Linked DNA regions of Mus musculus: all the other regions are linked to region 3. The links are chromatin loops, found by intact Hi-C in ENCODE. Cell type or tissue: heart. All regions are shown on one strand.

Region 1 (5,000 bases), 130 kb after region 3:
ACTGGCTAGCCTGGAATTATCTATGTAGACCATGCTGGCCTTGAACTCACAGAGATCCACTTGCTTCTCCTTCCTGAGTGCTGGGATGGCAGGCGTGTGCCTGGCTCACAGGTGGCTTTTGAGCAGGTGGTGATGTGTGTAAATGGGTCGGGTTGTTTTTCGGTGATCCCTCTGGACACATCAGGGTAGAGGAAAGAATAGGAGGACAGGGAGTCTGCTGACTTCTTTTCTTTTAATTAAAAATAAAAAATAAATAGCCAGGAGTGGTAGTAAGTCTTTAACCCCAGCACTTGGGAGGCAGAGGCAGGCAGATCTCTAAAGTTTGAGGCTAGCCTGGTCTACAGAGTGAGTTCCAGGACAGCCAGGGCTACATAGTAAGGCCCTGTCAGGAAACAAACCAAACCAAAACAACAATAAGTACATATACATGTATATATACAGATTTTTAAAAGGCATACATTAGAGTGCTCAGTCACCTTCACTGGATAGCCACCTCATACTGTTTGCTCGCTTGTTTTGTGCATATTGGTGTGCAGATTCTCACTACAATCCCTTTGCAAGTGAAAAACAAAGCTCAGAGAGGTTGAAGAATTTGTAGGAGGCAGCACAGCATAGAATGATAGAACTAGATTTGAACCATCTCACAACACAGAGCTGGCTCGGTGCTAAACCCTTGGTACACACAGGTGAGATCGAGGAATGACCTAGCCATCCAGGTGGAAGAGAGAGGTAGAGGGAGAAGGTGGCCCAGCAGCCCAGGAGGAAGAGGCCAAGGCTGAAACAGAAAAGAAGGTTTCTAAGCAACCACAGGATGCCCCTCAGGGCAGGCAGCAGAGGCCAGGGTTCAGTGTATGGGTGGAGGGCGGGGGTGGGAGTGGTAAGGAGGTGGCAGCAGCATCAGAGATGAATTTTTATAACCCAGACCTAGACCCTGGGTCTCGAATGGAATCTTTTCAGTGGGTTTACTGAGAGGAATGGCCTCCCACCTTGTCCTCTGGTCCCGCCCCAGCTTGTCCTAGGGACAATTACAAGTAAGAATCTGACATCCCATACCTGTCGGTCAGGTTCCCTAAAGGATCGGAATAGAGTGGACAGATAGAAGGACAATTAAGATGGTTTACACACTACGGTCAGCTGTGTGGCCCCAAAATGGCTGTCTACCAGTGGAAAGTTCAAGAATGTGCCGGCAGCTGATCAATCCTGGAAGCTGGTGTCTCAGCTGGACTTCAGTGTATGCTGGAAGCCTGAAGGAGGCAGCTCTAATGTCAGCGAAAGAACAGACCTGCCAGCGAGAGTGAGGGCAAGCAGGCACAGAGAGCAAGCTTCAGTCTTTGCTCATATTTATATAGGTTGCCAGCAGAGGGCGTGGCCCAGATCTTCTGACCTCAAAAGATCCAGAATGAGGGGCTGGAGAGATGGCTCAGCCATTAAGAGCACCGGCTGCTCTTCCAGAGGTCCTGAGTTCAATTCCCAGCAACCACATAGTGGCTTGTGTGTCTGAAGACAGCTACAGTGTACTCATATAAATGTTTTTTTAAAAAATCCAAAATAAGCCAAATAATCCCAGCACTCGGGAGGCAGAGGCAGGCGGATTTCTGAGTTCAAGGTCTACAAAGTGAGTTCCAGGACAGCAAGGGCTATACAGAGAAACCCTGTCTCGAAAAACAAAAACAAACAAACAAAAATTCCTCACAGCCCTTGGGGTTTAGTTCATTCTAGATGTAGTCAAACTGACAAGCAAGAGGCCATCACACATATCCCAGCCCCTCATGGGCTGTGAGCAGGTTTATAGAGAAGGCTAGGATGGCTTTGGAGCAGGAAAGGGAAGGCAGACGGCTGTGTGAGGAGGGCCACAAGGCTCCTGGGATGGTTAGGGACAGAAAGAAACATCACAGGGCTGGCGACATGGTTCTGTGACAGGTAGAGACACTCATTCACCTTCCGGCCTGACTGAGTTCAATCCCAAAGACCCAAATAACAGAAGGGGAAAACTGACCTGTGAATGTGGTTGTCTTACTTTCACACGTGTGTAGTTGTGCCCACCCCACGTTAAAAAGGGGGGGGTGCTAGAGAGATGGCTCAGCTGTTAAAGGAGAGGCTCGCAGCCAAAAGAACAACTGGCTGCTCTTACAGAGCAGTTTTGGTTCCCAGTACACACATGGGGGCACACAGATGTTTCTAACTCCAGTTTTAGGGGATCCGATGCCCTCTTCTGGCAGTCTTTGAGCACTGCACCTTCTTGCTGAACATGCGCGGGCACGCGCTCTCTCGCCTCTGCACCACCCAGGGATAAATGATTCCCCTCTCTGGGACTGAGTTCCTTCATCTGTGTGGTGAGATGACTATAACTCTGGTACTTCACAGTGTCCCATCTTTCAGGGCTAGCAGTGCAGGGAGGCAGAAGAAGGCAGATCTCTGTGTTTTCAGGGCCAGCCTGGTCTACAGAGTGAGTTCAAAGACAGCCAATGCTCCACAGAGAAGTCCTGTCTCGAAATAAAACTTAAAAAGCGGAGGAGGAGGAAAGAGAAAGACACTTAGTCTCTGGACCTCAAGTCACCTGCAAAAAGAGACTGTCAATAGGCTATCTCTCCTGGGGAGCCAGAGAGCTCAAAGTGCATGGGCTAAGCTCTGCAGCCTCTCCGTGCCTCAGCTCTCTCGCCTGTGAAATAGGACTAAGAGCAGTTCCTACATAAACCTGCCTTTAGCAAGTGCTGAGGGCATAGTGGGGAGGGGGTGAATCCAGTTCTGCTGTTTTCTTCCGACATTGCTTTATTCACGGCCTCTCTCCCTTGGGGAAGAGCTGACCTGCAGCTTGGAAGGTGTAGAGTCCACTAGTGACTGACAGGAAAACACCTAGAGGGCCAGAGGAGACAGGGAGGACCCACCCACCTTCTGTGTTACCGCTGCATTCTGGCAAGTTCTGGTGATTTCCAGCTCCAGCCTTATCCAGCTGTGGAGCCTGTAGGTCTGCCAGAACTTGGGAACTTAGCGCCACCTGGTGGTCAGTGTGAGTTGTGCTGCCCAGGGAGGCACTGTGGGCATCTGCCTTGTTCCCAGGACCTTGCTTTTTACTGAAGATATTTACTGTGGTTTTCCAACCGGGAGTGGGGGTAGGGAGTCTGGCCCTCACCTCTGAAAACAGTGTAGTTCCCCATATGCCCTCTTCCCCCTACGCCTTCTTGAAGACCAGCCTCAGGCTGAACACCAGGGTGGAGGGTACTGGCTGGTTTTGTGTCAACTTGACACAGGTTGGAGTTATCACAGAGAAATGAGTTTCAGGTGAGAAAATGCCTCCATGAGATCCAGCTATAAGGCATTTTCTCAATTAGTGATCAAGGGGGGAGGGCCCCTTGTGGGCTGGTAGTCTCCGGTTCTATAAGAAAGCAAGCTAAGAAGCCGGACAGGGGGGCTGATGAGATGGCTCAGCGGGTAAGAGCATCCGACTGCTCTTCCGAAGGTCCTGAGTTCAAATCACAGCAACCACATGGTGGCTCACAGTCACCCGTAATGAGATCTGACTCCCTCTTCTGGGGTGTATGAAGACAGCTACAGTGTACTTACATAGAATAAATAAATAAATCTTAAAAAAAAAAAAAAAAAAGAAGCCGGACAGGGTGGCACAGGCCTTTAATCCCAGCACTTGGGAGGCAGAGGCAGGGGGATCTCTGAGTTCAAGGCCAGCCTGGTCCACAAAGTGAGTTCCAGGACAGAGTTCCAGGACAGCCAGGGCTATACAGAGAAACCCTGTCTCGAAAAAAAACGAAAACAAACAAACAATAAGCAAGCCAGTAAGTAACATTCCTCTATGGTGGTCAACAGCAGTGAGGAAGTGTAAGCCGAATAAACCCGTTCCTCCCCAACTTGCTTCTTGGTCATGGTGTTTGTGCAGGAATAGAAACCCTGACTGAGACAGGGCTGCGTGGAGGTGGCAGGGACTGGAGGGCAATGTGCTGGGGACTGTGAGTGCAGAGGGTGGTGGCAGCAGCTACAGGGTCAAGGAGAAGGAAATGCCAGTTGGGGCGGGACACCTCTTGGGCATCAGGCCTGTCTGGTTCAGTTGCCAGGGCCAGATACCTGAGAAAGGTTAGAGAGAGAGGAAGAGGTCAGGAACGGGAGGAGGAGAGGGGCCAAGGCTGGGAAAAGGAGGGCGCTCCCTTAGGCTGGGCGCTCTTCTCTGTCTGAAAAGGTTGGGGATTCCAGGTGGCTCCACCAGGGAACAGTGGCAGTGATGTAAATGGTTTTAGGGTAGAGGCTGCTGCTGCTGCTGCTGCTGCTGCTCTGTTCCGTGATGTACACAGGTGCCTCTCACCAACAAATGTACACAGGGTCTCCGGGGCCCAACTCTGAGCTCTGCCACAGAAAGGGAGGGGCCCAAGACATGTACAGGGTGGTGATACTAGTTACAGAAGGGGCAGGGCCAGAGGCCCAGGAAGCTGAGTTTGTGACAGTCCAGGCAGAAGAGAAGGGGACTTAGGGGCTGAGGGGTGGGGACGCAGGATGGGATCCAGTGTAAGATGAAAACACAGAGCCCCTCAGCAGCTGGTGTGGATGTTTTGGCATCAGAGCGGGGAATCATCAGCTGTCTGTCGGACCCATGTAGGTGCAGCCTGCACGAGGGCACTGGCCACACACCAGGAAGCTGGCCCTGGGGGCTGGAGAGACAGGCAGGGAGGCAGGAGAACCCTCTCTGATACCCTCAGACCCAGCATCCGACTTGAGCTCCTTCCCTCCCTCCACCTGGTCACCTCCCTCCATTCTGCTGTGGGGCTGCAGTACAGGCCCTGCTTTCCTCTGTCCTCTGTGATCCTAGGAGACTCCAGCTAGGCGGCTCCGCACAACTACCCAAAGGCAGTCAGGTACCCAGGGTCTCTCCCCCCACCGCTTTCTTTGCTTATAGGTTATATCCTTTTTTGGGGGAGAGTTTACTTTGGGGTCAAATTTCTACATGCATTAATCTGTACTTTTACATTATTGCCATAGATATACAATTTCTAAATACA
Region 2 (5,000 bases), 250 kb after region 3:
TGGACTACCAGCTTTCGGGTCCTGAGCCTGTCTACCCCTAATCCTGATATTTCTGGAGGTTCCAATGAAGATGGGGTGGGGCATGGTGAACATAGCCTGTTTGGCAAGAGAGCGAAGAACTTCATGGGAAGCCATCTTGGAGAGTTAGGGGTGTTTTTGTTTTTGTTTTGTTTTGTTTTGTTTTGTTTTTGATGAGGAAGAACAGAGCCTGGGAAGAGGAGAGCAAGACGATCCCTGATGGCCACTTAATGCAAGGCGGTCAGTGTCTGCCTCCGTAGTTTCCCTAAAGAACTAACGATGCCCCAGGTCTTCTCACCAAATTTGGCACCAGCACAACACGGGAAGAGCTCCTTGGAGAAGAGACTGCAAGATGCAGAACCTCTTAATCTCCAATTTGTCCAAAGAGCTCCAAGCTCAGTGGGGGAAGGGTGGACCAGACCCCGCTGTCTTGGCCCCCTGCGCTGTCTTGGCCCCCTCCGCCAGCCAAAAGACTGGGTGTAAAGAATTAGCCTTGGACCAAATGCAAATGTGGCAAAAAAAACCCCTTGGTTTCTGGAATCCTATTGTCGCGTACCCCTACTCCCCCGCCTCTAGCCACGGTGCATCTTCGGGGATTAACTCAGCAACCTTAACCCTGATGCTTGATGGTGGGGAGGGAGTGGGCAGAGCAGCTGGAAGACTGGTGGGCTGTGTTGACAGCTTGTTGGCGCCCCTGGAGCACCCTCTAGTGGTCAAGGCGGTAATGATCTTGAGTATGGATTCTCAAAATGCCCTTTTCTTAAAAGTTGTCATTTCCCATTTGTTTTGGAACCCAGCAGTGCTGAGTCCTCTGCACGAATCATCTCCTTTAATCGTCTCAACATCCCAGTGGAGTTGATAGTACTAGTCCACTTTTATAGGTGGAAGTTGAACACACATCTGTAGGAAACAAGGCTCAGAGATGCTAGGGCAGGGGGTGGAGCTGCCTGCTGTAGAGCCTTAATCCAGAATTTAGGAAGCAGCTGGTGTGAAGGGATGCGGAGGGAGGTAGCTTAGGCTGGACCTGTTGCTTTGTGAGTAAGAGGCAGTTCAGCAGAATACACAGGTTTTTCTGCAAGGAGGAGTGCTGAACATCCTGGCGCCTTCTTGAGATGGCTGCCACGAACCCATTCCACACCATGGAAAAGAAACAGGTTAATAAGGTACCCACCACCACAGAGAGCTAGCAGCAGTGTCTCAATGCTGTCTGCAGTCCTCCCCAAACCCTGTAGCCACTCCTGTCCTGTTAGTGCAGTGAATGTGGCCTGCAGTGATTTCGAAATTCACTAAGCAGACCCAGGGCCTGTCAAAAACCTCCCAACCCAAGGAGAATAACATCTTTTTGTTTGTTTGTTTGTTTGTTTAATACGTGAGTGCTTCTGTGTGTGTGTGTGTGTGTGTGTGTGTGTGTGTATGTGTATACCATGTTCGTGCCTGGTGCCCATGGAGGCCAGAAATGGATCCCCAGAATTGGGAGTTACAGGTATTTGTGAGATGCCATGTGGGTGCTGGGAACTGAACCTGGGTTCTCTGGAAGAGCAGTCATTACTCTTACTCTTGAGCCTTCTGTTCAGCCCGAGAACTGTATCTTATGCAGTATGTTTAGACACTGTAAAGTAAGAGATTTTTCTTTTTTTTTTTTTTAAGATTTATTTTTTATTATACATAAGTACACTGTAGCTGTCTTCAGACACACCAGAAGAGGGCGTTAGATCTCATTATGGGTGGTTGTGAGCCACCTTGTAGTTGCTGGGATTTGAACTCAGGACCTTTGGAAGAGCAGTCAGTGCTCTTACCTGCTGAGCCATCTCGACAGCCCCGAGATGTTTCTTATAAGCCATTTGAAAGCATGTTTTAGGGAAAGCTGGTTTCTCAGAAGCCTGGTACCTACCAAGTACTGGCTGCCTCCAAATGTGTGGTCAGCAGGTGCTCTAATGTTGCTCACAGGAGGACACCATGGCAGGGACTCACTGAGATGGCGCAGAAAGGGAAATGAGGTTTGGACTGTTATCTTGGGTCCACTGTTTGCACACATCCTGACACTCCAAGGACCACCTGTTTCCCCCCCTCCCCCGTAGGAGCTAGCTAGTCAGTGGGGGCTGGAGAGATGGCTCAGCAGCTAAGAGTGCTATTCAGTCAGAGTACCAGATTCCCAAACACCTGCAACTCCAGCTCCGGATCTGATGATGAGGAAGTGGAGGCAGGATGCAGCGTGAGAGGATGGCAGGTCCTTGTTTTTGAAGAGATCCCTTAAGCTCCCCCATCAATGTACCTGGGAGGGGTGTAAGGGGCCCCTTGTGGAACTCAACTGGACAGAGCCCTGGGAGCTAGCTGTGTCTGGCTCAGTGCTGCCACCTAGTGTCAGTTAGTGAATGTGGACACTCCAGCCTGGATACAGAGCCCCGTAATCTTCAGATGTGTTTCTTGTCCCTTGAGGGTTTGGGGCTCCCTGGTAAGAAGACATCTGTTCACTATAAGCCAGGAGACCCCTGACTGGTCGTGATCTGGGTTTGTCAGGAGGTGTACAGGTTTTCTCTTTGTACTCATTAAGCATCCAGTGTGTGGGGACTGTGGATGGAGAGTCCCGCCCACCCCCAACACAGATTCTTTCTGGGGACCCCAACAAATTATCCATGGGAGTAAGCTCCTCCTTGGTGCCCCTAACTTCTCCTAACTAGACTAGAGTGTCACAACCGAACCCCATGCTTTGCCCCATGGTGGCTGGGGTTGCTATTAGAGTCAGGATTCTTGTCTTTCCCTATTTGGTCCTCAGCCACAGCTGTCCACTCTTATCTTTGCATCCTCTGAGCACTGGGATGTGGCCTGCATGGGTCTCTGTCCTCATGTCCCACCCTGGCCTCAGAAACTGCTGGGATTCTCTCCATATCCTGGCAGTGTCCGGTCTGTTTTCCTCTCTGCGTTCCATAAAGTCACCACCTCCTGCTAGGTAGCCCGTGTCTCTAGAAAGTAGCACCTTATGGAAGGCATCCTTCAGAGTAGAGCTGTGCAGCTGGCCCTCATCCTTAGAGAAGGAAAGGCTGGCTATGGAGAAGTCGTGTCTGCTCTCTGTTCTAAGTCATCAGGCAAGGGGTGAGCTGGTGTGGGGCTCTTGTGAAGTCACTAGCAGCTGAGCTGCTGTTGGGTCCTGGGGCTTTTCAGAGATCACACTTACCTCCACTCCATTGTCTTGTGCCCACCCACCCGAGGCCTAGGCTAAATTCTCACACTGGCTTCTGAGTATAGGCCTTTGAACCGTTGGTGTGAATGCACTCTTGCCTAGGGTCAGGGCAGAGAGTGGCTGGAGCAAGGGCCTTTCTTGAAATCATGGTCATCTGAGGTCAGGGTGAATCTACTCTGGCACCAAGAAAATTAGCCCTTGGAAGAGTCCCAGGCTTGCCTGGGATCCGTAACAGGGAAAAGGGTTCCTCACAAGGTCCCTGTCATTATTGCTGAAGCAGCAAGAATGGCGGGGTAGTGGGCATGGGGAAGGGTAGGGCAGTGCGCACACACGATGACTTAGGGGTAGTAAAAAGACCTTAAGAATTACCTAGCCCTTGTAGACAAATTACACACCACCGCCTCTCTGGACTGGTTTCCTGTTTGGTTTGCTTTGGTTTTTTAGAAGAGTATTATGTAACCCATACTATCCTCAAACATACAGTGTAGCTGAAGATAACCCTGAACCTACGGTCGGTGCACCTGCCTCCATTTACAGGTGTGCCCCCATGTCAGGTTTATTTGGAGCCGGGACGGAACTAGGGCCCCGCGCATTCCAGGCAAGCCTGAGCTGCACGCCCCAGTGCACTTTCCCTTTAATTGTCTGAAGGGTCATAAGTCACTGATTGTTCTGGGTACTCTTTCTGAACGTGTACTGATGGAGCTCGGGGCTATCTGGCACAGGGGTGTCTAGGGACCGCGGGAAGTCTTGAGGTCCCACACACGCCCCTTTGCCCGCAGGCCCGGGCCCAGGCGGAGGCCCTCCGCATCAGTGATGTGCATTTCTCTGTCAAGCCGAGCGCCAGCGCCTCCTCGCCCAAGCTGCACTCCAGCGCTGCGGTGCACCGGCTCAAGAAAGACATCCGCCGCTGCCACCGTATGTCTCGCCGTCCCCTGCCACGACCAGACCCACAAGGGGGTAGCCCTGGCCTACGCCCACCCATCTCGCCCTTTTCTGAGACCGTGCGCATCATCAACCGTAAGGTGAAGCCCCGGGAGCCCAAGCGGAACCGCATCATCCTGAACCTGAAGGTGATTGACAAGGGTCCGGGAGGTGGCAGCACTGCGCAGGGCACCGGGGCACTGGCCCGCCCGAAAGTCCCCTCGCGGAACCGGGTCATTGGGAAGAGCAAGAAGTTCAGCGAGAGCATGCTCCGTACCCAGATCCGCCACATGAAGTTTGGCACATTTGCGCTCTACAAGCCCCCTCCTGCCCCTCTGGCGCCCTCTACTGCGGGCAAAGCCGATGTGGCCTCCTCGGGGCCTGGGCTGCTCCTGGCCACCCCAGCTGCTGCCCCCTTTGACGCACACAGCTCCAGCTCTTCCGGCTGCCCCTCACCCACACTGCAGTCCTCTGACCCAGACGATGCACCACCCAAGCTACTCCCGGAGACCCTGAGCCGATCTGTGCCCAACTGGCGAGAGTCAGAGGTGCTCGATCTGTCCATCCCTCCTGAGGCGGCTGCCACCGGCCAGCGGGTGCCTCCTGATGTCACTGGTGCTGCGGACCAGGCGCTACATACAGCTCTGGAGCCCACAGGTGCTGGCTCCTCCGAGCCTGAGGCTGGGGACTGGCGCCCCGAGATGTCGCCATGCTCCAATGTAGTTGTCACAGATGTCACCAGCAACCTCCTGACCGTGACCATCAAGGAATTCTGCAGCCCGGAGGATTTTGAGAAGGTGGCCGCTGGGGTGGCAGGTGCTACAGGGGGCGGGGGTGGCACTGGGCCAAGTAAGTGAGGGGCTTCCTCAAGGAGGGGGGCTTT
Region 3 (5,000 bases):
AACGGCCTTACGGAGGATGTGTGTGGGACCGGCCTGGGCCTGTGTGCGACCCATTTGATATCAGCGTAATCCTAAGGGACTTATGGAATGGGCTGTTTTGTGCTTAATTCGAGGGTAGTGGTCAGTCTGGTAGGGATGGCCCAGGTCTTTAGGAATGCATTGGTTAAGTGGAGAAATTTGGCAAATCGGGTCGGGTCTCCATTTTGGAATGTTATAAGAGTGGAAGGTGCATCTCTAGAGTTCTCAGAAGCCACAAATGATGAACCTTTTGACGGGCGGACAGAAACTCTGTGCTGAATGTCAAGTTCTGATTTGGCTTTAGGAGGGAGTGTTTGAGGCCGACTTGCATTAGACTCCATCTTGATACGCCATGTTGCCATTTAGTCACATGGGATACTCTTGAAAGTTCACCCATCGAGGTTTTAGTATAACTAAGCTGTTTTGTGTTTGAAAGGCATGGAAACTAAAAGCATTAAGCTGAAGTCTTATTGCAGTCTGTCCTCTGATACAATTCCTTTAAATGTGGAACCCTCCTTTGGGCTTGATTGGAAGACTGAGAGCAATGTTGTGATCTCTCCCTTTACCTCAGTCTCACAGGAAATTCTCAGCTCCCAGGCATGGGTCCTTGGGCTTCCTGCCTCGCAAGCGCAGCAGCCGGCATCGTGGGAAAGTGAAGAGCTTCCCTAAGGATGACGCTTCCAAGCCCGTTCACCTCACAGCCTTTCTGGGTTACAAGGCTGGCATGACCCACATCGTCCGGGAAGTTGACAGGCCAGGATCTAGTATGTACAGTACTTCCTTGTCCAACTTGGGCTGTGTGTAATTTTGCCTGTAGTTACAGTAAATTCCCAAAGGAGCACAATAGCTTCATCCTGGGGTGCTTTGTGGTAAGTCTAGAACAAAGCCTGACTTAGTGTGGTAGTGCCCACACTAAGGGAGCCTAGAAGTGTTTTGGCCTAGCGAAATTTAACACAGATTCCTGTGCAGAGTCCTGTTGGGGTAGTTGGTTGTTTCCATGCCAGTGCCTGTTATCAACCCTAGGTACTCTGAAAAGGTAGACACATTTAACAAGTGTATTCTGGACATGAAACCAGACTAGTGATAAAGCTCCTCTTTGAGACAGTCTAGATAGCACATGGCATTTTGCTACTTCAGTGGTGATAGTCACCACCTGGCATGGTGCCTGTTAGCAGCCTTGCAAAGTAAGTGGAGGTTAGAAACTTTGGCTCAATTGTTAAAAGCTGCAGTTGGAGAGCCCGCAGTTCTGAAGAGCAGTCCTGGAAGGCCCAGTATTCTGATGCGGAGACAGCCATTCTGTCTAAATGGATGCTTGTATGTGCTGGGGTATTTGTGCTCCCACTGAAGCTTATGCCTGTTTGTCTTCACAGAGGTGAACAAGAAAGAAGTCGTGGAGGCTGTGACCATTGTGGAAACTCCCCCAATGGTGGTTGTGGGCATTGTGGGATATGTTGAGACCCCACGAGGCCTCCGGACCTTCAAGACTGTATTTGCTGAGCACATCAGCGATGAGTGTAAAAGGCGCTTCTATAAGAACTGGTAAGAGGCTCTTGGGTTCCCTTAGAAGTAAGGGACACTCTGAGCTGGGATGTAAAGTGAAGGAAGTTGGATCAAAGGTTTTTTGAACCAAAAGCTGACTGTTAACCCTTGAGGGTGCTGGTCAGTCCTGGTTAGCAGAAGTGTTAGAGTTGCTTTGACACTGAAGTGGCAGGGAAGCTGGAAAACAAGACATCCTGCATCTGGGCCTTAGTGTGAGGTAATCCTTTGAGGCTTGGATGCTGGCCTTGTCTGTACTAGATAGGTCCCCTGCCTCTGGCCTGAGCCCCTGACTTCCACTACTATGAGATGTGCCCCCAGATAAAGGGATGTTCTGGTGCCCTGGAGCAAGAGTTGTGTGTTGTGTATATTTGTGGCTTATATTAACCTGTGGACCTCTGCTCAGCTCCGCTCGGCTCTGCCCGATGAGCTTCATCCAGGCTCCGCTTGCCGGTGGAAAAGGCTCCTTAGAAGCCGGCAATGAGCCCCATCCCCAAATGGTGCCAGTCTGCCTTCCTCTCACCTGTTGCAAGGGTGATGAAGGCCTGCACCGGGCCCCTCCCCCAACTGTGCTCTGCTCCTGAAGGCACAAGTCTAAGAAGAAGGCTTTCACCAAGTACTGTAAGAAATGGCAGGATGACACAGGCAAGAAGCAGCTGGAGAAGGACTTCAACAGCATGAAGAAGTACTGCCAGGTCATCCGCATCATTGCCCACACTCAGGTAAGCACCTAAGGTTTGGGGCATTTTGCAGGCATTTTGTGATCCGAGGGGATTAGAGACATTTCTGGTGTCTTAAATCAACCAGCAGAGGGCACTGTGACACTGAGGCTTGCTTCTCTAGATGGTCTTACTGTGCTCTATCTGACTAATCTGAAATGATGGTGTGAGATTGGGCCAAGTATTCTGTTTTCTAAACACATTGCTAGTTAGGAACCATTTAGTAGCTCATGCATGAGTCCACCAACCACTGGCAAAGTCAGGTCTATTGGCTTTGAGCTTCTGGTGATTTACTTTCTAGTCCATTTGCCACCAGCCTGATATAAGCTTCATCTGCTTCTTTTAGATGCGTCTGCTTCCTCTACGCCAGAAGAAGGCACACTTGATGGAGATCCAGGTGAATGGAGGCACTGTGGCTGAGAAGCTCGACTGGGCCCGAGAGCGGCTGGAGCAGCAGGTTCCTGTGAACCAGGTGTTTGGGCAGGATGAGATGATTGATGTCATTGGCGTGACAAAAGGCAAAGGGTACAAAGGTAAGCTTTGCTGTAGTTTGTGGGTGATAATGTGAGACCCTGGAACGTACACTGGACACAGCACCAAGTGATGCGGTGGCAGCGTTTCCTTGCCTGCCTGCCTTCTGGGAACAGCAGTCAGCTGGTCAAGTTGACCAGCTTTTAGAGAATGAGCTAAGAAAAGGAGTAACACCTCAAATATGTGGACCCAGTCAGTTGACCTCACCCTTAATGCCAGGTGGCCATGAAGGACAAATTGGGCTCCCTAGAGTACATATCTGCCTCAAACCAATAAACACATGGCAACCTCTGGCCACATAGTGACACATGAAGCTGCAAATAACTATTTAGGCAGACAACCATCCAGTCTGATTTTAAAATAGGACAGGAATGTGGGGTTGGGATTGAATTCTGATATTCAGATTTACCCATTGTTAGATAATTTTGTAATCAGTGAACTAATCACAGGTATTTTGAGTACTCATTGGGAAGGGACAGGAACGTGCCCAGCCCCATGAAGTTAACATTCTTTCCAGGGGTAACCAGTCGTTGGCATACAAAGAAACTGCCCCGAAAGACCCATCGAGGTTTGCGCAAAGTTGCCTGTATTGGAGCCTGGCACCCTGCCCGTGTTGCCTTCTCTGTGGCTCGAGCTGGGCAGAAAGGCTACCATCACCGAACAGAGATTAACAAGAAGGTAAGGCTGATTGGGGATCCTGCAAATGAGAGAGGGTATTGGGTTCATAGAACAGTCAGTCCTAGGAATCCATGACACTGCCTAACCCAGGTTTAATTAATGCCCTAACCCTTTCCCAGGAAATTTTTGTTGTTATTGTTGGAAATTTTTAAAGGTTCAATTATAAGTAGTTTAAAAAAATTTGAGTATACTGTAGCTATTTCCTGACACCACTGAGGGCATCAGATCCCTGTACAGATGGTTGAGAGCTCTACCATGTGGTTGCTGGGAATTGAACTCAGGACCTCTGGAAGAGCAGTTAGTGCTCTTAATCACTGAGCCATCTATCTCTCCATCTCTATAAGCAGTTTTTATGCATTTTGAGATAACAGCAGCATAGCATGCGCTGCCTTGGAGTTGTAGCAGTCCTGTGTCTGCCTCAGGATTATTAGGATTACAGGCCTGAGTTGCTACCATACCTAGATTTAGTAGTTTAAGATGCTTGGTAATGGCCGGGCGGTGGTGGCGCACGCCTTAATCCCAGCACTTAGGAGGCAGAGGAAGGTGGATTTCTAAGTTCAAGGCCAGCCTGGTCTACAGAGTGAGTTCCAGGACAGCCAGGGCTGCACAGAGAAACCCTGTCTCGAAAAACCAAAAAAAAAAAAAAAAAAAGATGCTTGGTAACTGTAAAAGAGGAGCCGCTTACCTTTGTCCCAAGTTCTAGAACAGAGTTCCAGCAAATAGTGTTTTAATCTGGCCCATTACATGGGAAAACACAATTATAGACCTCCCACTTTATGCTGATTTGGGTAACAGGCCAGTCACTGACATTCAGGGTTTCTACCTGACTTTGGATGCTGGTTCTCAGGACTGACTTCTCAGTTGTTGACTCTCATGTGCAGATTTACAAGATTGGTCAAGGCTACCTCATCAAGGATGGCAAACTGATCAAGAACAATGCATCTACTGACTATGACTTGTCTGACAAGAGCATCAACCCACTGGTGAGTGCTGGGGGCTGAGCCTTAGGATATATCTGGGACAGGACCTGCCATGCGTGCCTCTGCACAGCAACTAGCTGAGTCCACTAGGTGGGGTTGGTGAAAGATGTCAGAATCAGCTGTTCTGTGATGAGGCTCTGGAATGTGCGCTGGGCACAGCGCCCGAGAGAGACTGAGGAATTATTCCCTGTTGCCTTCCTTCTGAGAACAGCCCTGTTGATCTTAGTTGCCTCTGATACAGCTAACTGCCCTCACTGACCAATGGCTTTCTATGATTCCTTAGGGTGGCTTTGTGCATTATGGTGAGGTGACCAATGACTTCATCATGCTCAAAGGCTGTGTGGTGGGGACCAAGAAGCGAGTACTTACTCTTCGTAAGGTGAGACTGATCCTGGGCTCTAACCAGTCATTCTGGGCATGGGGGATCACAGGCCTTGAGCTATGCGGAAATTGGCCTGTCTGGGTATTGAAATCCTGGGGAAGGGTGGACTTTGCATTAGCCTTTTACCCACTCTGTTCTGTGTCAGTGTGGTGGCTG

The links. A loop is a pair of places that touch in the nucleus more often than their neighbours do. Peaks named below come from ENCODE experiments on the same cell type or tissue, not always from the same donor. Only the 100,000 strongest peaks of a DNase experiment are listed, where the experiment ranks them.
Region 1: a loop joins it to region 3, with 5 times the contacts of the local background. A loop is called at or near these places in 23 of 42 quality-filtered maps.
Region 2: it touches region 3 in a loop (4-fold over the local background); 18 of 42 quality-filtered maps call a loop at or near these places.

The regions. Positions count from the first base shown.
Region 1 is chr15:79,944,199-79,949,198 of GRCm38, reverse strand. It overlaps a transcript of Cbx7 not described here. Among named protein-coding and RNA genes, the nearest start is that of Cbx7, 14 kb to the right of the region's middle. In heart, CTCF peaks have their summits at 1,343 (motif pointing right) and 2,220 (motif pointing left); DNase peaks (open chromatin) are centred at 2,188 and 2,978; H3K27ac peaks cover 344 bases; H3K27me3 peaks cover 1,106 bases.
Region 2 is chr15:79,827,954-79,832,953 of GRCm38, reverse strand. It overlaps Npcd (neuronal pentraxin chromo domain), which reads left to right. Exons shown (of 9, transcript NM_001013362.2): 5 at 3,976-4,266. It overlaps Cbx6 (chromobox 6), which reads left to right. Exons shown (of 5, transcript NM_028763.3): 5 at 3,976-5,000. The coding sequence ends at 4,974. Among named protein-coding and RNA genes, the nearest start is that of Cbx6, 3.9 kb to the left of the region's middle. In heart, CTCF peaks have their summits at 731 (motif pointing left), 2,369 (motif pointing left), 4,216 and 4,417 (motif pointing left); DNase peaks (open chromatin) are centred at 583, 2,353, 4,293 and 4,648; H3K4me3 peaks cover 1,439 bases; H3K27ac peaks cover 465 bases.
Region 3 is chr15:80,078,172-80,083,171 of GRCm38, reverse strand. Rpl3 (ribosomal protein L3) reads left to right here. Exons shown (of 10, transcript NM_013762.2): 2 at 590-782; 3 at 1,389-1,557; 4 at 2,141-2,276; 5 at 2,620-2,806; 6 at 3,322-3,482; 7 at 4,364-4,465; 8 at 4,746-4,841. It overlaps Snord83b (small nucleolar RNA, C/D box 83B), which reads left to right and starts at 4,593; the gene lies at 4,593-4,669. It overlaps Snord43 (small nucleolar RNA, C/D box 43), which reads left to right and starts at 266; the gene lies at 266-313. It overlaps LOC115488570 (a small nucleolar RNA gene), which reads left to right and starts at 2,086; the gene lies at 2,086-2,140. In heart, CTCF peaks have their summits at 2,148, 2,350 (motif pointing right) and 4,557; DNase peaks (open chromatin) are centred at 2,047 and 4,601; H3K4me3 peaks cover 2,834 bases; H3K27ac peaks cover 2,163 bases.